3 separate regions of the Mus musculus genome follow, and regions 2 and 3 are each linked to region 1. Evidence: chromatin loops called from intact Hi-C (ENCODE). Cell type or tissue: left cerebral cortex. All regions are shown on one strand.

Region 1 (8,000 bases):
CTTCTATATTTGCCAGGCACTGGCAGAGCCTCTCAGGAGACAGTTATATCAGGCTTCTGTCAGAAAAATCTTGTTGGCATCTGCAATAGTGTCTGGGTTTGGTGGTTATTTATGGGATGGATCCCCAGGTGGGGCAGCTTCTGGATGGTCATTCCTTCAGCCTCTACTCCACACTTTGTCTCTGTAACTCCTTCCATGGGTATTCTGTTCCCCCTTCTAAGAAGGATCGAAGTATTCACACTTTGGTCTTCCTTATTCTTGAGTTTCATGTGTTTTGCAAATTGGGTATTCTGAGTTTCTGGGCTAATTCCACTCATTAGTGCGTGCATATCATGTGTGTTCTTTTGTGATTGGGTTACCTCACTCAGGATGATATCCTCCAGATCCATCCATTTGTCTAAGAATTCCATAAATTTGTTGTTTTTAATAGCTGCGTAGTACTCCATTGTGTAAATGTACCACATTTTCTGTATCCATTCCTCTGTTGAGGAAGATCTGGGTTCTTTCCAACTTCTGGCTGTGATAAATAAGACTACTATGAATATAGTGGAGCATGTGTCCTTATTACAATTTGGAACATTTTCTGGGTATATACCGAGGAGAGGTATTGCTGGATCTTCCTGTAGTACTATGTCAGTTTTCTGAGGAACTGCCAAACTGATTCTAGAATGGTTGTACCAGATTGCAATCCCACCAGCAATGGAGGAGTGTTCTTTTTTCTCCACATCCTTGCCAGCATTTGCTGTCACCTGAGTTTTTGATCTTAGCCATTCTGATTGGTGTGAGGTAGAATCTCATGGTTGCTTTGATTTGTACTTCCCTGATGATTAAAGATGTTGAACTTTTTTTTAGGTGCTATTCAGCCATTCGGTATTCCTCAGTTGAGAATTCTTTGTTTAGCTCTCTACCCCATTTTTAATAAGGTTATTTTGTTTTCTGGAGTCCAACTTCTTGAGTTCTTTGCATATATTGGATGTTAGCCCCCTATCGGATTTAGAAGTAGTAAAGATCTTTTCCCAATCTGTTGGTGGCCTTTTGTCTTATTGACAGTGTCCTTTGCCTTACAGAAGCTTTGCAATTTTATAAGGTCCCATTTGTGGATTCTTGATCTTACAGCACAAGCCATTGCTGTTCTGTTCAGGAAGTTTTCCCCTGTGCTCATATCTTTGAGGCTCTTCCCCACTTTCTCCTCTGTATGTTACAGTGTCTCTGGTTTTATGTGGAGTTCCTTGATCCACTTAGACTTGAACTTTGTACAAGGACATAAGAATGGATTAATTTCCATTCTCCTAAACCTGATTAAAAAAAAAAACTTCAGTGAAGTATCTGGAAATAATATTAACCCAAACAAATCAGTGGTCTTCCTCTACACAAAGGATAAACTGAGAAAGAAATTAGGGAAACAGCACCCTTCACAATAGTCACAAATAATATAAAATACCTTGGTGTGATTCTAACTGAGGAAGTCAAAGATTTGTATGATAAGAACTTCAAGTCTCTGAAGTCCAATCCTCATGCATTGGCAGGATTAATATAGTAAAAATGGCTATCTTGCTGAAAGCAATCTAGAGATTCAATGCAATCCTCATCAAAATTCCAACTCAACTCTTCACAGAGTTAGAAAGAGCAATTTGCAAATTCATCTGGAATAACAAAAAAAATCTAGGATAGCAAATCTATTCTCAACAATAAAAGAACCTCTGGTGGAATCACCATGCCTGACCTCAAGCTGTACTACAGAGCAAGTGTGATAAGAAACAGCATGGTACTGGTACAGTGGCAGACAGGTAGATCAATGGAATAGAATTGGAGACCCAGAAATGAACCCACACTTCTATGGTCACTTGATCTTTGACAAAGGAGCTAAAACCATCTGGTGGAAAAAAGACAGCATTTTCAACAAATGGTGCAGGTTCAACTAGCATGTAGAAGAGTTCGAATTGACCCTCTCATCTTTCTTACTGACTGGGAGGCATGATCCGAAGTTTTTGGGATGCCGTATCCTCCAGCATTCTTGCTGCAAGTGACCTCAGAGCTGGATTGAATTGCAAACCATCCCCTTATTAATAAATATCCATTTTACAAGTTATATGTATTTAAGGCTTGCAAATTAGCATTTGATTTACAAGGTACCGTGATTATTGCCACCATCTTATGAATTATCTACCCCACCTGACATGTCACGTGGTAACTTTCCAGGGCTGGCAGCCTCTGGAAGCTTGAACACAGGAAAGGAATGCATTTTCCCTCAGAACTGAACACTGCACACTTGAAACTACCAAAATGGTGAAAAAAAAGGTAGTCTCTGTCTTCTCAAGCCAGCTGGTGTACAGTATCCATTTGTGGCAGCCCTAGGCAACACGATTATTCTTTCCTGGCTCTTCAACTAATTAAGTCCAGCAGCCATCAAGGACCTCCTAGGTCCAGGCAAGGGACCAACTCTGGAGACCGTTCTCCTTGACCTCATTACTGTTTTGAAGCCACCAGCCAGTGTGCTCGAGGACAGTAGACCCAGGCTCTGTTCACAGTGCCTAACACACTGTTGTGGGAAAAGACAGTGGACGTCTGGGGGACCCTCCCCTCTCAGAAATGATACATTCAGATATCACTTACTATGTATGTTCTTTTAACTTTTGTGATGCGAAAATTTTGAGATGCAAGTTCATTATTTATGAATATTCATAGAAAACTTGAACATTTTCCAAACTTGGCCTTTCATTTCTTATCAGCTAACCAAATAATTGATGTGTGTTCTTTTTCTGTAAGAGAATGTTCTCAAGATGTGTGACAGAAGTATTAAATTCATGAATTTTGAGGTTAATTTTGTCTCTGATGATTCAAAGGAGAAGAGAGTTAGCAATAGAGCAAAAATAATTCTCGGCTCTTATCTTTTACTTCTAGACACCTATGAGAGAAGAATGAAGTAATGCTTAGCAACGATTGGTCCATTACAGAGAAGAATCAGGACGTCTGAGGAGCATTTAGAAGCTTCAGAGAAAATACCACTTGGAGTCTGCTTCTGTAGAGCAGCAAAGCAGAGATGCTAGGGATAAAACAGAAACGGAACTGTAGAAAGGACCAACTCCAGAGCGTATTTACCACAGGTGACTGGAGAAGGCACCCGAAGCAGAGAAGTTACTCAAGAGCCTCACTGGGCAGGTGTCATCCTGGAGACAAAAGGACAGGCAAAAGACCTCAAGGGTCCTTGCTAGCCTTGGCGAGCTGGACCTCACCAAGCACAAGCAAGCAAACACACACCTTTCCCTCCATCTTTGGGTGTTTGTTTCCTTATGCACCTGTCATTTTATAAAACAAGGCGAGAAAATACGAATGCTTTTCTGTCATAGTCTGTTATTACAGGAGCAACTTCTAACCAGAAAGAAAAGTACTTCTCAGGCCTTCAGTGAGCTGCCTTCTCATGAACTCAGTCAGAAACACAAAGTGTTATATGTTCCTGTTCTCACCATCATGGGCACTGTCTTTCTCTTTCCCTCCACCCTATTCGTATCCATTTTCCACCCTATTCGTATCCATTTTTGTAGACCTCTTACTGAAACTATGCAAACAAACAAAAACAAAAACAAACAAAAACAAACGTTGTGGGGGCGGGGGAGTGTGCAAAGTGCATAGAAGAGAAAAGGGGAAAAGGAAAAGAAAAAGAGAAGAAAAGGAGAAAAGAAAAGAAAAGAAAAGAAAAGAAAAGGGGCCACTCTCCTGAAAAAAATAAAAAAAGGTAAAGGTGAGATTTCTGTCTTCTGGAATTTTTGCCCCCAGTAGTCGTCTGCTTCATCCTGTAAGGTACACAGTGATGGCCAAGCTCTCCGTGTAAATATGTCACCAGAGAAAGGACTCTTGCACCCAAAGAAAGGAAGCCTAGCAGGCAATGCTCAAACCTTGCTTGTTAGAGGGACGGAGGCCTTTGGGGGCTGTCCCTTTGTCTCTTGCCTTCTAGCTGCTTGGGCATGAAGAAACTGGACAAAGGGCCTGCACTGTGGTAGGGTGTGAACTCTTCAGGCGGCTGCTTTGAGCTTTAATTACCCTCCTAGCTTTCTGTCCAGACCTAGTTGGGCCCTGGGGCAGATTGCAGGGTAACACTGCCATCTAGCGGCCATTCTTGCCTGGTGAGCAGGAGTCTGTGCCCTCAGGCTGGCTCCTTGGCTCACATATTCTCTCTCTCTCTCTCTCTCTCTCTCTCTCTCTCTCTCTCTCTCTCTCTCTCTCTCTCTCTCTCTCTCTCTCTCTCTCTCTCCCTCCCTCCCTCCCTCCCTCTCTCCCTCCCTCCCTCTCTCACTCCCCCTTCTCTCTCTTCTCTCTCTCTCTCTCTCTCTCTCTCTCTCTCTTCTGGCACCCCTCTCTCTTTTCTCTCTCTCTTTTAAAAAAGGATTTTATCCCATCAAGGAAAAAAAAGAGCTGGCTCTTGGAAAACAACCAACTCTGTTGGAACTCGGAGATAATAATCAGTTTCTCTGGGCTTGTGAAATTGGCTCATTAAGCGTGCTTTTTAACAGAAAATATTGGAAGCGATTAAGTCTGCTTTACTGAGTGGGCATGAAATGGCCAACCTTCGGCCACCCACAGCTCCTAGGTGCCTGGCGCCGTTTTATGCATGCGGCGTAATGTCTTTACTTGAAGTGGTGTTTATTCATCACCTGCTTATTTATCTCTTCGCGTTTGGCAGGCACATCGATCAATGTTAAACTGTCACACAAGGTTATTTTTCTTTTACATAACAGTATAGGCCTAAGGTAGTGGCATATTAAAAGTAATAACTTTCTAACTTGTAGCTCAAGATGACAGCCCCATTTTTACCAGAATATATTACAGCACGGAATTCCTCATTCCATTCCCCCACTCCCACCCTACACTTTGGTACGACTCCGCCTCGCCTCTCCAAGGTCAAAGGCTTCCTTCTGCCTAGCTGGCCTCCCACTTTGCATACCACTCAGTTCTCTCTTCACCTCCAGTTATCTGCAGCTTTTAGGCTGATAAGCCCACAGTGAACATTCTGTCCACCTGATGTACACATCTCCTGGTCCCTGTCATGATGACATCTGCCCCTTTGCATAAAGATGCGTCTCAGGGAGCAAAGGGAAGCGAGAGAGGAACGCTCCTTTGTGGTGAAGGTTGTACTGGGCTATTTCCATGTCTGAAGCCATCTCAGTAGAGGTGGGGGAGCCTGTGCAGCTTTATTTTGCTTTCCAGTCACTGGAGATGACAACAGCAGTGACAAACCCTTGGTGTTGGGGGAGACAAACATGTATAAGAAGCTAGCACGGCTTTGAAGCAACCAGCATTGGCCCAGAGCTTTTAAGTTGGGTTGTCTCCCCCTCTGTCCTTTGGCTCTAGGTTCTTTTGTGTTGCCTTCAAACTCCTCCCAGTTTGTGATGCCTCTTTTCTTGGCCACAGGCCAAGCAAGCTTTCTTTGTACACGCAGTTTTTCTTCTCCTTTCTCCCCCTCCCAACCGCCACCCTATTCTAGCCTGAAAATGCCTACAGATAGAATATCAGATCTTTTTAGTTTCGAATTTCAAAGTGGCCCTTAGAATTCCTTCCTGCCCTTGATCTCTCTCCTTTTGGGCTTCAGCTCCTACTTGGACGCTGTTGCTAATTCTGCCTCTTGGACAGTGGCTTTCTGCTACAATGCTTTGATAATCTTGGGTACACAAGAAATAAATGTTCGAATAGTGGACATGGGTGTTGCACAACTACTCCTGTGATTCAAAATACCACACCCACTCTGATAGTGTGCCTTTGTGTGGACCAGAATAGCTCCCCTAGGAAATATGAGAAGGGTTCCAAGCGTGATTAAGAGAATATGACTCAATAGTCTACCAAAGTACCTACAAAGGAGGTTTGCATACTTGGCATTGAATTTGGCCCATCTCTTGGGTGACTTCTGCATTCCTGTGAATAAAAGATGCTAGAATACTGCTCTACGGGATTTATTTTATTATGGGTAGTAGAACCCTAGGAAAAAGGCACGTTCACTAAAAAGTGTGTGTATGTAGGGGGTGGGAGCCCATTCTGTGTCCTTTTTCCTAAGATCAATATTTGCATTAAAGTGGTTTAAATGTATGTGGCTTGGAGGCTGTCCATTCTTTCAGGCTGACCTGCTGCATTGATCAGGGCTAGTGATAGAGGGAGAAAGAGCAAATCAGGAGAGGAAAAGAGTTGAAAGTCGTTGCTATGGGGCCTGTGGAGATATGCTCTATGCAATGTGTGTGTGCCATTTACCTGGCAGCCTCAGAGCCTCTGCTTCCGGAGGGAAGGGAGAGGACACCCTTACTGCCTCCCCAAGATGGCTGTTTTGTCTTTCAAAAACTAACTGAAGGACTTTAGATTACTTTTCAGACTGAAATTTCAACAGTCAATAGAGCTCAGACCACACCTTGGACTCAGTCATTCTTTGAATTTCCCAAATTAATACTTAAGAGGTGTAGCTGTATGTAGATGTATTTATTTATTAAATATTGTGTTATAACCTTGACATATTAACCTTGACAATAGCCTTGACTTATTAAATAATAATTCATACCAGACATTTCTACATGCTCTACTGTAGCCCTGATTCTTTAAAGTGCTGTTTCAGTGGTCAACTGGATCCCATAGTCATAGCTGTTATCCACAGATGAGTTCTGAAGACTTTTTGACGGGTCAAGACTATGGGTGGAACTAGGTCTCCAAATCCAGAGTTCAGGGCACAGCACCCAGTGCTTGACCTTCATGTTGAGAAGTGCTGAGTTTGGAACTGTTTTCCTCTATTGGGATACGTTATCTAAGGAAATAGGCTTAGCATTGGTCCATGAGTGAAGAGACCTGCTGACAGTATAATGATGCCAGTGACAGAGGCTTTGGATATGTGGGTGGTAAGATCAGAATACTCTGTTGGCTTTTTGCTGTGGCAAAGAAATGCCCCCATAGTCTTCTTATGAGAAGTACTGTTGAGGAAATTGTGTAAGAAATGGCATCCTCTTGGGTGGCCCATTTGGGGGTCAACCACAGTGGAGTACACGTATAGCTAGGCATACTCTAGGTACTCAAACAGTCATCCACATAATAGTCCAGAAATATGGTAGGTAATTATTGCTCAGGCCTATGCTGAATGAGCTGTTATACTTAGAAATGATTTTATAACCAAAGGTGAAAAAGATATCTGAAATAGTTGAATTGTCTGACAAAATGATCAGACACCCTGTGCTATAATGAGTCACACAGGCTGCAAGGGCAGGATTGAGAAAATGGTGAGTATTGGCAATGGAGATGTTTAGGGAAGTATTTGTAGAGATGGTCTTGTAGACAGAAAGAGAACATGCACAGAAAGACCAACATTCAGGGCAGAAGACTCTATGGAGCTTTGGAAACAAGTATCCCTCTAAAGTTAATGTTTGTGTATTATAGTGTTAGAGCATGCTGGGCTAGACCACAAAGACACTGAAGATCAACATGACGGACAGCTGAAACTTTGAACCAAGTGTCTTCTTTTATTATCTTGAGGAATCAAACAAATTTGTCTGCTGAAATTACAGCTTGGAACTGTGACCTACTCAGGGTCCCAAACATGCCCTTCACTCTAAGGCTTTCATTTTTCTCAAGAATGGGAAGAAAGTAAAAGCGACACTTGAAGCTTTTATTTATGATGCAAATTCACTGTAAGAGAATTACCCCAGGAAAGGAATACAAATATGAAAGCCGTTTCCCAAATCTGCAATACTTAATGTGTTGACAGATTTATTGGTTAACCGAAACTGATATAGGAAAATCTAGCCTATCTGGGAGATACCCACGTGAAATAGTTGTTCAAACTAGGAAATGGTTTTGTGGCGGGTATGTTTTAATAGAAGTACCTATGTACATTTTAATTTTTTTGATGGGAAAAATAAGCAACCTGCCTGCCAAACAACAAATGATATACCCAGCTCTGTCAAGAAACAAAACCTCTACTCATAGTTTTTCAGAAAATGCACCTTGACAACATTCCACCAAGACTTATACTGCTTATA
Region 2 (8,000 bases), 900 kb before region 1:
AGGCAATTTATGTGTTCATTCCCACCAATCTATTCTTGTTGGCCTAGTCACCTTTCATTTATGACAGATCCTACACAGACCCACAGCTACTTGCCACTGCCACTGAGAGCCAAACCTTTAACTTTGGAATTTCAGATGTCTGCACTCTGGAACAAAAATGGAGATTTCTCCCATCCTTGATTGTAGAGATAGCAGCTGTCTGAGTTTGCTTTTCTGTTGCTGAGCTAAACATCATGGCTAAAGCAACTTGGGAAAGAAAAAATTAATTTTAGTCCATAGGTTATTAGTCCATTATCAAAGGGAACCTGAGACAGGAACTCAAGGTGGGAGCTGAAGTCAAGGCCACAGAGCAGCAGTGCTCACTGCTTGCACCTGGGCTCATTTTTCAGCTACTGTTTTTACACAGCCCAGATCCACCCACCCAAGGATGGTTATCACCTACACTGAGCTAAATCAATTAGCATTTAAGAAAATGCTCCAAACACATATTCTTACAGAGTAATCTGATGCAGGCAGTTGTTCCGTTCACAGCCCCTCACTAGGGTGTGTCGCTCTGACAACCACGATGAGCCATCACAGCAGCTTTCCATGGTATTACTTTAAATATATAATATGTAAACTATCAGAAAAGGCCTCAGAAAATGTTTATGTCTCTGTAACTCAGGAAATTAAAAGGTGAAGAAAAGAAAAGTAGGCAATTTGGACCCTTTACCTTCAGGGAGGTCCCAATAGTGGGGTAATCAAAAAGATGGAAAATCACCAGCTGGTGACTCAAATCCAGTGCAAAGAATTTCATGATGCTTGACTGAATCTTTCCTTCTCAAATCCATTGATCTTAATAAACATCAGAGGTCTGTAGGGGAAAAAACAACACACTTTTCTTTATACCTGAACTGTGGATGCATGTGGATTGCTGGTTTCTTAAGTGATTGCTATCTGTAATTCACCATTCTAAGATCCAGGGTGGATATGAGAATCTAGCTTCAAAAATATAACTTAGCCAAGGAATTAGGAAGTAGTGAGCATTATTTTGAACGAAGCTCAGTTAGTCCAAATGAAAGCATGTAAGTGTATTTGCTCAGCAGTGAGAGGATACAGCAGGAAAACACCAAAAACTGGAAAAGTCTTCAAGAAAGGCAAGTTATCCACAGGAGCCCCAGCACAGCAGGGTGTAGCCAGATAAAAAGGAGCAGGCCATGATGAGTCTCAGTGTGTGTGATGGGAGCCCACTAAGGGGTTTACACAGAAGTAGACTTCATACATAGACGTGTGCACACAACTGCCATCGATGGCCTCATTTTCTTTCCCTTCTGAATGTTCCTACAGATGTCTTCAAGTGGCTCTGGATTAAAGGAAGTTTTCTCCCACAAGAACTACTATATTGTATATAATGATCACCAAGAACAAAATAATTCCCTGAATTATAAAATGCTGAACATCATAAGACAAATTAAGAAAAATTATGGAAAGATCAACAATTCACAAAATATTCTGTATAGTTTACGCTCCCAAATGAAAACATTGGGCCTAAAGAGATGAACTCGCAAAAGTAATACTTTATACCTTATTGTGTAAGCACCATGATTTTATGATAAGCATGATGTAATGTGGCCTTTTACAGTGCTAGATCTTAGATGATCTTATTCTGATGTACATAAACTTAAAGAAAAACTTTGAGACTAAAAATCATTAAATGATGGGGATATTCATTGAGATTAAAAATCTCATACATTCAGCTGAGACAGATGCAGATACTTATAGCTAATCTTTGGACTGAGGTCAGGGTCCCTGTGGAAGAGTCAGGGGAAGGATTGAAGTTGCTGAAAGGGATGGCAAACCCATGAGAAGACCACAGTGTCAACTAACCTGGACCCCTAGAAGCTCACAGAGACTAAGCCACCAAGCAAAGAACATACAGGCGCTGGTCCGAGGCCCCCAGAACATATGTTAAACAGAGGACTGTCTTATCTAGCCCCAGTGGGAAAGGATGCAATTAATCCTGTAGAGACTTGATGCCCCAGAGAAAGAGGATGCCTGGGGGTTAACTTCTTGGAGGTGAAGGGGAGAGGATGAGGTGAAGAACCCTGGGAGGGGGGACTATGAAGGGGCAACATCTGGGATATAATTAAATAAAATAATTAATTAATAAAAAATAAAAAATAAATCTCATACCTTGGAAGTTTTAATATTCTAAGACCCTAGCTACCCAAAATGGTTTGTGCTTTTATGATTCTCTGTGGCAGCAGAGGCTTACTCTACTACAACACTTTAATGAAGTACCAAGGCACAGAACTCAAGTCGGGACACAGTCACAGAAGCATCAAATGCATCAATCTTTCCTAAGTGGCAGTTTGGGATGCAAAACTCTATTTAGAAAATCAGACAAACAAAGTACCAGAAAGGGAGGAGTACATAAGTCGATTCACTTTCTATATTTCAAACAACAGGCACTGCTCCAGTTTGGTGGCATTCTTATTCCTTCATATCAGCAAAGAGCAAAGTAGAGTTCTCTCTACCCTTAATAGAAAGTTTATCCAGCCCTTTATTCATATTGCTTTGCATTTTGCCAGTAGTGAACATGTATAGATATATTTTGATAGTTTCACTAGAAATGTTAGAAGTGTGTGTATGTGTGTGTGTGTGTGTGTGTGTGTGTGTGTGTGTGTGTGTGTTTGTGTGTGTGTGTTTTCCTGCTAGGATTATTTGGGGAGAACTATCTATATACAATCCAATGCATAAGCCCCAAGAACCATAGAAAAATAGTGGGGCTGCCAATGTGTGTCTAGAACCAATTTGGCAAGCAAAGTACCAAAAGTATTTCCTGCACACATGATCCTTCTTGTTCCTTTCCCCACCTTACAGGCTTTATTCAACTTGACCTCTTTCCATCTTGGATGGCCTTACCCCCAGTTCTGCTTGGTACTCATGTCTAACTTCACTGGGATCTAACATCTATAAAATAAATTCAAAACTTCTTTAAATTACTTTCAAAATATGTTGCTAGCATAGAGTTGCATAGTTTCAATAGCTACGTTGCAAAGTGCAATTTAAATTCTGTTCCTCTAAATGTCTTCTTTCCCGCTTGAAAGCTCTCTTCAGGTTATGCTCCTGTGTTTGTGGAACTCACATCACAGTTGCTTTTTCAGTTGCAAAAACTGAATGACCCCTAATATGAACAGAAACCAAGATGACTGTAAAGACTCCTCTCCTCCTGGGACCATGTACACCACCTCGCCAGTGAGGGTGACGTCTAGTTGGACTTCTCCTTCCTTCCTATTTATCAATGTTAAACACCAAACAAAATGTGAGCAAAGCTCTGATTTCTGTTCAAAAACCTTCTGAGCACCCACACTATGCAACTCCATTGTTACACAAGGAGCCAGAAGTCTAGAGCCCATGAGTTTTGTAGCTGTTTCAGTTAGTGATAGAAAATGTTAGGCATGGTCTAGCATATTTATGGATGTTGTGGTCACAGGATGGTGAGTTACAAACCACATGTGAGCAAGCACAACAGTAAATGTCTGCAGATACATGCCTTAGCATAGAGTGAGTTTGATGCCTCTATCTGTTCACTGTTCTTCTATCAAAGAGAGGTTGATGTAAGAGAGTGTATTCTACAGAGCAAACCAAGACTCCTCTGCACTTGAGAGACAGTTTCCCTATTTCTTTTTTTTTTTAAGTGAATTAATCCTTATTTTGAAAACTCCTATATACTTACCTAGACAATCTCGCTCTCTTCTCTACTATGGACCACTTGCAATAACCAAACTCTTGAGAGACAAATCCTGAACACTTGTAAATCCAGCCTAAGTTTTAAGAACCTTTGGAGAGACACTGGGGCTTCAGACCCAGGTCAGAGAGTGAGTCTGTTCCAGATTTTCCTTTGCAAGCTTCCAGAATTTACTCGGTGTTTCTCAGCAACTTCACTACACTGCCCCGCACTTGCAGTCCATTCTGTCGGTGCTTTGATGTAACATATCTTAGTTCTTACTCATTGCCGTGTGTCTATCCTTGCCCAGTACATTACGAGCTTCATTATCTGCTCTTTATGACATTATCTGTCGCTGCCTCAATCATCCCATCCATAAAATGGAATTAACAATTCCTGTCCTCATTTATCTTGAACAAATACCGCCAGGGAAAATGAGCATATAAATTAAATAGCTTGCTGCTCTTTGAGAGAAAGTTGCCTTAGAAACACAGGCTTATTATTTCTCCATAGAAGAAGCTAAATATATTAGAGTTTGTACAATGTTGCTGGCTGTGATTTTGCTCTTTTTAACCCTAGGCTGAAGGACTACATTAATTCCAGTCCCTAGGTGAACCTTTTATTCCATTTTCCACAGGAGGAAAAAAAAAGTTACTTTGCAAAGAAAGGAAAGAAAGAAAAAAAATGCAGTATTCCCAAACCTCATTTAAGGAACATTCTGTTCTCCAAATTACAACGCAGCAAGCAGGCGAGGGGGAACTTTTAGAATCCTGCATCCAAGCTGGTTCCACACAGCAACCACTAATACAAAATGGCTTTAATTACTTTAATATAAATCCTGGAAATGTGCAGATGGATTGTAATAATTATGCAAAACTGCGATGGTCCTTTATAGAAACACAGATCTTGCTAGCTAAAAGAAAATGAAAAGAACACAAGTTCAACACAATATGTCAGGAAGCGTATCTCCTAAGAAGTCCTGTATTTCAAATGCCAAGCTGTACGTTTCATCTGATGTGGCCGTTGTTATGGAAACTATGCTTTTTGATTGAATAGCAGAATAAATACCTACCTAAAATCAGCATGATGGGCTACTGCATAAATTAAGAACTCCCAAGACAACAATAACTTGCAGTTCTTCCTTGAGATAAATTTGAAAAACACACACACGTGTGTGTGTGTGTGTGTGTGTGTGTGTGTGTGTGTGTGTTTATGAAATCGAACAAGAGCATAAGTATTTCCGAATTGAGTTCTCTTCCTTACCTGGAGCAGGGAGCTCTGCTTCACACTGTGTGTGAATGACAGTGCTTTATCTCCCAGACATACACACTGACCTCCTTGCTCACTTAAGGTTTATTGAGGGAAAAGATCTGATGCTTTGCCAAAAAATATTTTTTTTTAAAATAAAAAGTCACATTCCTCCTCTTTGCTTCTGAATTAGTGTAGAAGAAGACTTAAGAAACGAGTGTGGGGTTATTACAGTTGCGACTTTTAAATCAAGTGGGTCATATATAAACGTGGAAAATCCCCAGGCATGACCAAAAGGTCAGGTAAACATGGTTTTCCTATTTTTATGAGTGTAGTATTACACTGTTGCTGGTTTGTATTCATATTAACAGCCTTTCATAAATCATAACACAAATATATCTATATTTCCATGTAGATATAATTTAGCCACTTGCTGACTTAATTAGATTGCTCTAGAAAATACAGACTAAAGCATATTGACGTTTGTTTTCCCGCTTTTCCTTTTATACAGGTGATGTGGGCGAAAGTCAGTGCAACAGGCACCGGCTTACAACCTTCCCCAGAACAGGCATGCATTCGCCCATTGGATCAACAGCTTTCAATTTATTAGCATGACAAAGGACACAATTATTTTGGATATGCCTGAATGCAATTTTCATTAACTTTGCAATGATTTATTAACAAAAGTGTCAGGAATGTAATAAAAGCAGCAGGACTCTTTAAAATGCCAAAATAAAAAAAATGAAGACTATGCTAGAATTTCCCAACTCACCTTATGGCACCAGGTCAATAAGGTTGCCTGATTCCATCAAAAGCATCAGCATGGTGAGTGAACTCTGCAATTAACAAAGAGTAAGCACAAAAAATGCTAATATCTCATTTGAATGTAATTATGCACAGATTACTGTTCGCTGGAACAAGAAAAGGGATTTTAATTGTCATCCAAAGTTACACGCAAACCTAGATTCCTGTTAACTTTTTTTTTTTTTTTTTTTTTTTTTTTTGGTTGGGGTGTTCATGTGAGAATAAAGCAGGCAATTCACAATTCTTATGTTCAGGGACATTGTAAAAGACAATGCCTTTGTTTAAGAGATACAACTCACAAAGTTTTAAAATAACATCATTCCATGTATATTGGCAAGGTTAGTTTGTAATAAGTTTCACCATCGTTTGCATTTTAATACTATTTGATCTCATTTACATGTTTAAATTTGTTCCTGTAATAAAATTCATTAGTATGTTTATCATAACTACATAATGAATATAGCCCTTATGTAAAATAAAAAATTGAAAGTACATTAGAGACATTACAAGCTGTTTGAAATTACTGTGCTTTGCATATTATACCTTATTAATTAAATTATAAATTATTTATTTATGTTATTTCTTTAATCAGGGGCAAGCACTAGAACAATATTATATTAGTATAAGAAACACAACACAACTCAAAGCTAAATCACACATGGACCAATTTTCCATACAGAGGCACACTGATCCATTTTGCCTTGGGGTGGCCAATGCCACTCCCCCTGCTGTGCATCAAGGGCTGCAAAGAGCTGTTAAAAGGAGGCTGAGCATGGAGCAAATCGTGTTTCTGGTGCAAGTTAAGAACTTCACTTGTTAGTCTAATGTCTCCCTTTGCCTTCGCCTTTTAATAGTATAATTAGATCAGATATGCAGATGGAAGCAAAGAGCAAATCATTTTAGGAGTTAATGCTATGTCCCTTTTATTTGGAGTCCATGGGTAAGAAAAAAAAGTAATCTTTTCTATTATTTCCATTTTCTTCTGATTTCCTTTGTCAGCGGTGCTAAAGAATATGGGAAAGTGAAGTGAAGGAGCTAGAAGGGGAGAGGTAGAGGGGCTGGGGGCAAAGAGGGGAGAGAGAAGAGAACACAAAGGCCATTGCCCTAACTCACTAATGCTGCTTTTCCTCAGTTCTCTTAACTCCCCTTTAAATACAGATATTTAGCTGGTATGCTGGCACACTCTTAGCAATCTCAGCACTCAGAAGACAGAGGGAGGGTCTTGAGTCCCAAGCTAGCCTGAGCTGCAAAGGGAGACCCTGTCCCAAAAGAAAAAGCAACAGAAATCACTTAAATGTGGGTAAAAGATCTGAGATCTCTACACTTCTGTAGAGCTCTGAAGTCCATTTTCTAAGCAGGTTTATATAATCTTGTTTAATAACTCTGATTTGACCACAACCTGGCCTGTGTCTGAATTCACACCAAGTCTGATCATTTTGATAATGTTTACTTCTGGGTCTATATACATCAAGCAAACAGAAGTTTGGAGAGACCCTTCAGGCCTTAAGGAATCATATATGTGGGGACCAGGAAAGAGGAAGGTTATTCAAGGAGCTGTCTGTTGGGAAAAGTACAGGGCTCCTGTCAAAAGGTCTGGATTGTAATCCCACAGATAATGCCTGCCCATAGAGTCCCACAGTCATTTGGACAAAGTGTAGCAGGTTATCTATACAGTGTTGGTTCAGAAACTCACATGCAACTTTCTTGCAAGAACATGGCTGAACATTATAACAGACTTTCATAGAATTCCACAGGCCTGTGTAACATACTAAAGTTGACTTTCATAGCTATCTGCTTGGGATATACAGAAACACAAGATGCATGCTGAGAACGGTACTGTTTGAAGGAAATAATAAATTCCAACATCAACACCAATGTGTGGTAAATATAAGTAATTCCTAATTCATAGACTTAACTTTACAGTTTGCATCATCTTTTGGTCAGTATACAATTCCCTCATTTTTTTAAGGTCATACCATCCATTTTGATGCATGGCAAGAGAGGAGACAATGAAACCTGTGACAGTGGAGTACGGGGGAGAAATGTCCTCTGCTGTGCATAGTGTGACTTTCTGGAAAATCAGTATACTCAGACAAACCCAGGAGCACTTTGTGACGTTCAGCTAACACATTCTTCTGGGTTCTCTTCCATAAGGCAGGGCCAGATGAAGCAAGTTCTAGATAGCTAGCTGTGGAACACAGGACTAACAGGTTCTTTTCTATGTTTGGTCTCTAAGAAC
Region 3 (8,000 bases), 890 kb before region 1:
CTAAAGAACTGCCTGCTAAAAGGTCATTCTTATACATTGATAAAAGGGATACAGACGTATAGTAAGTGTTGTTAAATGTCTAGCAAAGTGTGTGGAAAAGCCCTGTGCAATGGGTAGGCATAAGTCATGGGGATGTGTGTGTGTGGAGCACTGTCTTCCTCTAGAAAATCCAATTGGTTCTCAAGTAAGAAACATTGATTTAGAGGCTTATATAGCAGTAACTACAATAAAAATGAGCATCATGACAAGGTTTCAAGTCCAATAACAGCTCCCATTGTTCAAAAATCTGACGGTGATTTCTCTTTTGTTTCCAGAGCTAGGGATTGAACCTAGGCTCTTTAAGTACTCTGCCACCACCTAGTTCTCCAGTCATCCTTCTGCTTAGACTTTGAAACAGGATCTCACTAGTCCAGTCCTTGAATTTACCTTCCTTCTGCATCAGGATGTAAAAGGCTGACAATTATTTCTCAATTCACAAACCATAAACAAAGGAAGGAAGGAAGGAAGGAAGGAAGGGAGGGAGGGAGGGAGGGAGGGAGGGAGGAAGAAGTTAGATGAAAAGGTGTACTTTCTGATTCATTCCATTTACTTTTAATGAACTGACACTTTTGCAGCATACAGCATGAACTGGGAAGCAGGCATTCTTGCTTCACCTGGGAGCTTGTGTGACTAGGAGGTTTTGTAGGCCACTCCGGACCTACTCAGGCAGAATACATTTCATCAAGATTCATTTGCACATTTAGGTCTGCAGAGCATTTATACAAAGTATCATGAAATACTTTTTTAAAAAGTCGTAAGAATTAAAGCTCTGTTGGACCACCTCAAAGGGACTGGGCATAACAACAGGTTGCCTCAAAACTATTCTTTCTACAAGGACCCCTGGGAGATCTTGCTTATCTGTCTCTTTACTTCCTATTGGGAGTGCAGGCAAATAGTCTCTTCATCACACAGTCAAGGCTTCTTAAACATTAACTCAACTAATCAGAAAGCAATGTTCTTTTTTATTCTTTTAGCTCTGCCAAGTCTAACATTTAAATGATATAAGATTCCAGTTTAATTAGGACAACAATGTAAAGCCAGCTAAATAAAAAGCAGGAATAATTTTCTAATGGCTTTGAATTACGAGCTTGTGACAGACCGTGACAGATGACATATTTACTTTTCATGGGAGCTAAGTGAATACCTTAGATAAAATGTGAGCTTTAAAAGAAGGTAGCAAATTTGGAATTAATTAACGCATTGACTATTTAAGACACCCAACTTCTTCTTATAAAGGAAAATAGATCTGTAAAGCTGGTTAGTTAAAATGACAAGATTCAGCACATTATTGGAACTTAGTACCAAGCTGGGAATTTGACCTTTCTTCAGAGATTGACGATGTTCTTACTGAAGATGGTATAATCAGAACTCAAGTGTATGGTGGAATTCCCCTGCGGAGTGTCTGGTCCACCCCTAGTCACTAGTGCTTCAGTCAACAGGCACTGCCAGCTCTGCCAACCTATATCATCATTTCTGGTACATCAAGCTTTCTTGCTGGCCTGGACAAGGATCTTTTCAGCAAACTGATAATAAATTCGAGAACTGGCATTAGATCTAGTGTATTAGCATGACCACCATTTCCTTAAGAAATAAAGAATTCAAATAGGAGTGCAGAAACTCAGTGGAAAATGAGAGTGTAAGTATACACATGCTTGGAGACATCACAGTGAACTAATGACTAATTACTGTGCAATTGAATACTAATGGAGAGACCCATGAAATCAACATGAACAGGAAATGAACTCAATATGACCAATGGTTCTACAATTAAAATCAAATAAATGCCTCATAATAGAAAGACTTAAAAGATATGACTACAGCCAGCACAATTATTCTTCAGGTTACATACACGTTACAAAAAAAAATTAAGCACAATGTGAAAGAGAACTATCTGGCTTGATATCTTTTGAAAACTTAATGTGTATCTGAAATGTGAATTATAGTATTGTAATTATCTCCAAATTAAAGTATGTAAAACTAGTACAATAGCAAGGCACTTATTAAAGCAAATCAGATAAACATGAATTTCAGGAAGGAAACTTGAGAGGTTAACTTTCTGGGCCTGCCTAATTAATTAATTATCACTCTGGATGTTTAACTCCTTAGGTCTTGGCAGCCCTGTCAGAAGCATCTGACAGAAGCCCAAGGATTTGAAAAACAAGAAGCAAAGAAAACAAACAATTTATGAAAGACTTTCACCCTTAAGCCTGAAGAGCAAACACAAATTGTTAAGATTTGATTATTAACTTTTATAACCACTTTTGAAAAATAACAGTGCACACATTTCCTTTAGTGCTATTCCATCTACTTCCTTTTCCACAACCCAGTGGGCTGAGGGAAGCAGATTGAAATGAACTGCAATATTTTTTTTCTCTCTCTCTCTCTCAAAAAAAAAAATCTACTCAGTTATCAGCTGTAGATCTAATCAAGGACCTAATAAGTCCATAATGGCACATTTGCTTCCCAGGAGAAACCACTGCTTCTCATCACTACAGAAAATACCCCTCTTGCAAGGTGCAACCAAGAGTCACAGACTCACTGCAACAGTCTAATAATTTGATTGGGAGCCCTTAGGCAGGGATAACTTAGATGACAATTAGAGAGCCTTCACACTGCTGCTAACATCTGTGTGCTGAAACACTGTATACTGATTAGAGGTTTTTAAAAGAGAACTAAGTACTTCTCCCATTAGAGTTGAGTCGAGTTCTAATGGCCCTCGTCCTTGGTATGTAATACTTCAACATTCCCTGCTGAGCTTCCTGCTCCTGAATCCACAGAATGCAAAAGCTGGCTAATGGCCAACTTAGAAGTGTCCAATCAATGGCTCAGGTGTCAGTGGGCAGAAGGGCACAGTCCTGGGAAGGGGAAGAAAGCACTGTTCACTTCATTGCCCTTCCTGGGTAGATTTCCCCTGAGTTTGTAGCTACATAGATGAGGTGCTCTTAGTTTTGTTTTTCTGTTAAAGGGGATACTAAGAAGAGGGTCAAAACTCAGAAATTGCCATGAGGGCACCAATTAATGAAAGTCTCCGTGGATGAGGGCATGCTCAGCCCATTTCTCAGTGTCCTCCCTGCCTTGTTATTAAATGAGTCATACATGCAAGGAGAGCAGAGTGGGGAGGCAGCACAGCTCTGGAGCTCTTGCAAGCCCTCGCCTCTCCTCTCCTTCCCCTCCATTCATTAAGACCCTTTCAAGCACATGGCTGCAGCAGATGTCCCTGAGAGAACATTTTGTTTCCCCCCTGCATCTCGGCTCAAACACCTGGGCTCTGACATGACGTCCAGTGGAGGCTATTTTCTTTTTCCTTTTTTAAACTTTCCTTTTATTTGGTTTGCATACAAGGCTAATAATGAGGTTTAAAAAACTATACACAATCAGTATACAATTACACTCATCGGGAGCCTGACATGTAATTTCTGATAAACCCATATAACTATGAACAGCAAAAGGAACCACAGAGCGCACACAATGTGTGGGGTCATCAGAATACAATGCCAACACAATCTCTGCGTCATGTCTTGTTGCATAGTATTAATCAGTGCAAACATTGTTTGGGAAATGAGAGGGGAGAGAAAGAGCAGTTTCCCAGCTGCTAGTGCTTTGCCATCAAATGTGATCGGCAGTTCCATCTCACAGAACTTCACTAAGAGCCTTGGACCAAGGAATAACTCTTGATGAGCTTGCATAAGCTGTAATGCAATAAATATGAGATCCTTCTTCACAGATGCAACCACCTTGGTCATTTCACAAAAGACATTTCTTGGGTTATTTCCATAATCCCCCATATTTATGAAATATACTTAAACCTTTCACAGCTACAGTTGGAGGGCATTGAGTGTCCATATAAGCTAAATGATTGGTGTTATTGGATCATCAAATGATACAATTTTGATATTCAGTTCCTACACATTGAATCATGATTATTTCCCTTTTGCTGTTTCGGTAAAGAATTCGACAAGGTTTCATTTAGAAAGAATTATCCTGGCCCACAATATATCAGCTCAGGTCACTAAGAAGCACAACGCAATAATATTGTCAATACTATTGATATGTCTCAGGAAAAGTGAGACTGGAAAATGCAGAAATGTCACCAGCTTTGTCTTACCTTCATTTTAATAGCGTGTAGCCTGACCTGTATGGGAGGGGTTGACTACTTCAATTAGGTTTACACTATTTTCAATAGGCCCTCAAATGAGTGCATTTAGCTGGAAAGCATTTCCTGGCTTTATTATTACTGTTGTCATCCTTAAAATGCATTCTATTTATTTTTTTAATTCACCAGGAGGGGTGGAGGAATATGGGAACAATAAAGAAAACGAGCCTGTAACATGCCCTTGGGGACCAATAGTAAAGGGAAAAGAATCACAGGGGAAGAGAGATGGCAGATGAAAATGAAAGACGTATCTTATTAGATCATCATAATTAAGAAGTAATAGGTATTCATAAAGAAGCCCAAGACCAAAGTCCTAAAGATGTCCTCAGTAGCAAAAGCAAATGTTGGCTAATAAGAAGTAATCAACAAATAATCTACATTAAAAAGCCATCGGAACCACAGGAAAATGAGAGGGCAGAGACCTGCCTTGTTGCCGTCTCCCCCCTGCCATAGTGCACTGTGGGCAGACCTAAACTGAAATTAACTTCCACAACACAACACTTCAGGCAAACACAGGTAAACAGCTTGTACCCCACGCCTTGGTACCTGTGGCTTATCATGGGATAGCCTAGGATTCAAAACCCTGAGATTACAGTTGCTGCCAGAGGACCAGGGGGATCAGGACTCATGAGGAGACTGACCCCACATCATGCATTTTGGCAGAAAACAGGAATTAATTGGATAGATTTTTCCTGTAGTTCCTGTGTTTTAAGTTAGCTGGACCTCTGAGCACTGAGGAGACAAGACTGAAGGGAAAGAGGACTACGTTTGGTCCTTGGACACCCCCTAGTGTCTATGTGAGCATGAACACGGCCAGCAGGCACGTTCTTTGCCTCTCTGTTGTACTGAACAGAATGCAAAGCTGAGACAGAAGTCCCTGGATGCCACAGGATTGGAAATCTGCTCTCTGGGTGGAATTCCGATGTCGAAGCCTCAGCTCAGTTCAGATACTTCCCAGAGTTCCCATTTAGTAACAATTTCTTCAGTGTGTTAAGAATCTGTCTCAAGAAAATATGGAAAATTATACCTGCAGCCAGAAAGGGGCCTATAATTTGTTTCCAAATTCTTTTTAAGAGATAGATCTCAGAGTTAATATAGTGATTGCAAAATGAAAAGGAGAGATGGAGGGAAAGCAATCTCTTCGGGAGGACCTCTGGCAGTCTGTCTTTATATAGATACCTTGGGAGCCTTTGCAGAAGCACTGTGATGTATTTATGTCTGCCCCTGTGATTGGATGTGAAGTCTGAATAAAGCCCGGGAAGATGGCTGGCCACTTCTCACAGTCAGCGGTTCTCCATGCGAGATTTCATTTGTGTGATGAAGATATAATTTAAAAGTGGCTCAGAAACGCTTTAGTATAAGTGCCTTTGAAGGTTCCTGTACAAATCATGTATGACTCCCTTTCCATCTAAGTAAATTAATTTTTGGTATCCTGTGGTTGGTTATCTATAGGGCTAGGCTTTCTCTGTTAACGTATTGTTGAAGTTATGAATTATTACCATAGGTTTCATCCACACTCATCTTAAAAGTGTAAAGAAGTCAAGTGTTATTCTATATAGCTCTCGCAAATGACCCTGCCCACCTCCCAGAACTCTCCACAGTTTGGGGGAAAGCATTCCATATATGAGTTAATGAGAATCCAGACTGCATTTTCCTACTTTTTCTAGCATTTTCTAACAACTGGTTGAGGAAAGCAACCAGTCCTTCTATTGAACACTGAAGACTATATTATCACAGCGAAGGGAACTTTTTCTTGCTGCATCTGGGATCTATCACCCAGACTAGATCTAGATCATAGCATTTTAGAGATGAGCATCCTTAGAGAGCATTACATTGAAGACTGTCAGAAAGGGAGATGTCAAGACAGCTTGGCCTAGTCCACAACCACCCTAAATCTGTGAATGGAACACTGTCATTTTTTTTATTTTATTTTTATTTTTTAATTCCTTCACAGGAAATGCTATTGCCTTAAATACCAAACAAAGATAGCCATGTTTCTGGTTAAATCCCACACAAAATAAACTTATTTGAAAAAGGAATCTTGGCATATGAATACAAAACGTATATAATTTTCTTGATCTTTAATCCCTATGCCAATGTCTGTTTTAGAGATTATGGCCCCTAACAAATCTGCTTAGTGAATTTTTGGCTGACAAACCTGGCAACAAAAATACTGTCTGAAATACACTCTGAAGGCTAAACATTTTTATAATAGCTACTTTACATAGCCTAGTAGGTTTCCCTTTAGGACACCAATTAGACCTTTTTCTTAAGTGACCGTATTAACTTTTGTGATTACACAGAGAGCTGATATTTTTATTTAATGCACTGGGCCTTCTTTTAATGCTTCTCAAGGAGATCAAACACTTTGCCAACAGACAGGCATTGCAGCAGGGGTGATTACACTCGTTTTTCATGTAATTGGGAGTCACCATTTGGTTGCCATATTTCACTTGCTCATTGACTTATCATATAATCCTTTATAATGGGGGTTTGTTGTATGTTGTGGAAGGACTGTGCCAAGCAGCCAGGAAATAAAGAACGGGGCAATCCCCCCGCCCCCGCCCCCCCCCCCCGGCTAGTGGGAACATGGGGGTTTCTAACAGCTGCCCAGCCCTTCAGACTGCAGAACATTTTCACTTAATAAAAGTGATCCAACATACTGAAAAGGGGGGTTGAGTAGGATTGAGGAGAATCTGTGTTTTTTCTAAGAAGATATCTTAAAAACAGGTTCTACTGCGTATGATGAGAAAACAGCCTTTAAAAGATGAAAAGCCTTAAGTGCTCATTAGAAATAGGAAATCCCCTTTGTCCCTTCTCATTCAGCCAAGACCTAAACCCCAAATAAATGTAGCACCCTGGCCCTCGGGTTTCATTTCCCATCAGGGCACAGTTATCAGTGCTAAGTCATCAGCCATGGCCCTGAGCAAATTGTCAAATAATGGGACGACTCAGATGGACATTCAGGCACCTGAGTTCTGAGCCCAGTTCTGTCATCTTGGAAAGAATTCTGTGAACTTAAGAAGGTCTCAAGTTCCCCTAACATTACAAGCAAAGAAAAGCATTGCTCTGATTCCTGGGTTTCCCTAAGAAAGAAGAAAAATAAATAACAGAGGGAGTCTGAAAATATTTCATGATTTAAAGACTAACTACAAGGCCGTGAAGCTTAACTTGAAATGATGCTCTCTGCTAACACTCTGCCGTCTGTGAGCCAGTGAGGTTGGCACAGCCATCTGTAGTGTATGTTCTATCTGACTCTGTGTGTGCAATTTCCCTTGGAATTTTCCAAAAGTATTAGAACTAAGCTGCTCATTTTTTCTGAGCAGTATCAGATGGAAAGCCACCTTCTTAGTTGCTTTTGAATGATCAATAACTGTTTTCTTCCACAGGAGAGCATTGGCAGCTATGATGCCTGAAAACAATAATAGGTAAGGCTGGATGTGTTGGACCTAGCTCTGAAATATCAGCTGGATGAAGACCGTCAATTTGTGTCTCTCTGCCAACTTGTTGTTGTTGTTGTTGTTGTCTGTTTGTTCATTTGTGGTGGTACTGATAGAATTCAGGAAGTCATACATGATAAACAAACACCACTGAGTTACACCTTCAGCCTCAGAGTTTTCTTGTGTATGTGAATATTTGTAAATGATATATGTATATATGTGTGCACTGTGTGTGTGTGTGTGTGTGTGTGTGCGCGCGCGCGCACGCATGAGTACAGATCTTCCTCTATAGCTCCACACCACATTTCCGGAAAGAGTTTCTCACTGTACCTGAAATTCACTGTTTCTGCTACATCAGCCGACCAACA

The links. Peaks named below come from ENCODE experiments on the same cell type or tissue, not always from the same donor. Only the 100,000 strongest peaks of a DNase experiment are listed, where the experiment ranks them.
Region 2: it touches region 1 in a loop (2.8-fold over the local background); 2 of 42 quality-filtered maps call a loop at or near these places.
Region 3: it touches region 1 in a loop (2.8-fold over the local background); 2 of 42 quality-filtered maps call a loop at or near these places.

What each region holds. Positions count from the first base shown.
Region 1 is chr11:26,957,700-26,965,699 of GRCm38, forward strand. No RefSeq gene overlaps it. Among named protein-coding and RNA genes, the nearest start is that of Gm25387, 360 kb to the right of the region's middle. In left cerebral cortex, a CTCF peak has its summit at 4,091 (motif pointing left); DNase peaks (open chromatin) are centred at 4,085, 4,601, 5,456 and 5,769; H3K27ac peaks cover 1,855 bases.
Region 2 is chr11:26,056,961-26,064,960 of GRCm38, forward strand. All of the region lies in intron 1 of 5730522E02Rik (RIKEN cDNA 5730522E02 gene), which reads right to left. Among named protein-coding and RNA genes, the nearest start is that of Mir6372, 140 kb to the right of the region's middle. In left cerebral cortex, no CTCF peak of the experiment used is centred here; DNase peaks (open chromatin) are centred at 497, 4,518 and 4,686.
Region 3 is chr11:26,069,113-26,077,112 of GRCm38, forward strand. The region is part of intron 1 of 5730522E02Rik (RIKEN cDNA 5730522E02 gene); the gene reads right to left. Among named protein-coding and RNA genes, the nearest start is that of Mir6372, 130 kb to the right of the region's middle. In left cerebral cortex, a CTCF peak has its summit at 4,990 (motif pointing left); DNase peaks (open chromatin) are centred at 4,989 and 7,429; H3K27ac peaks cover 214 bases.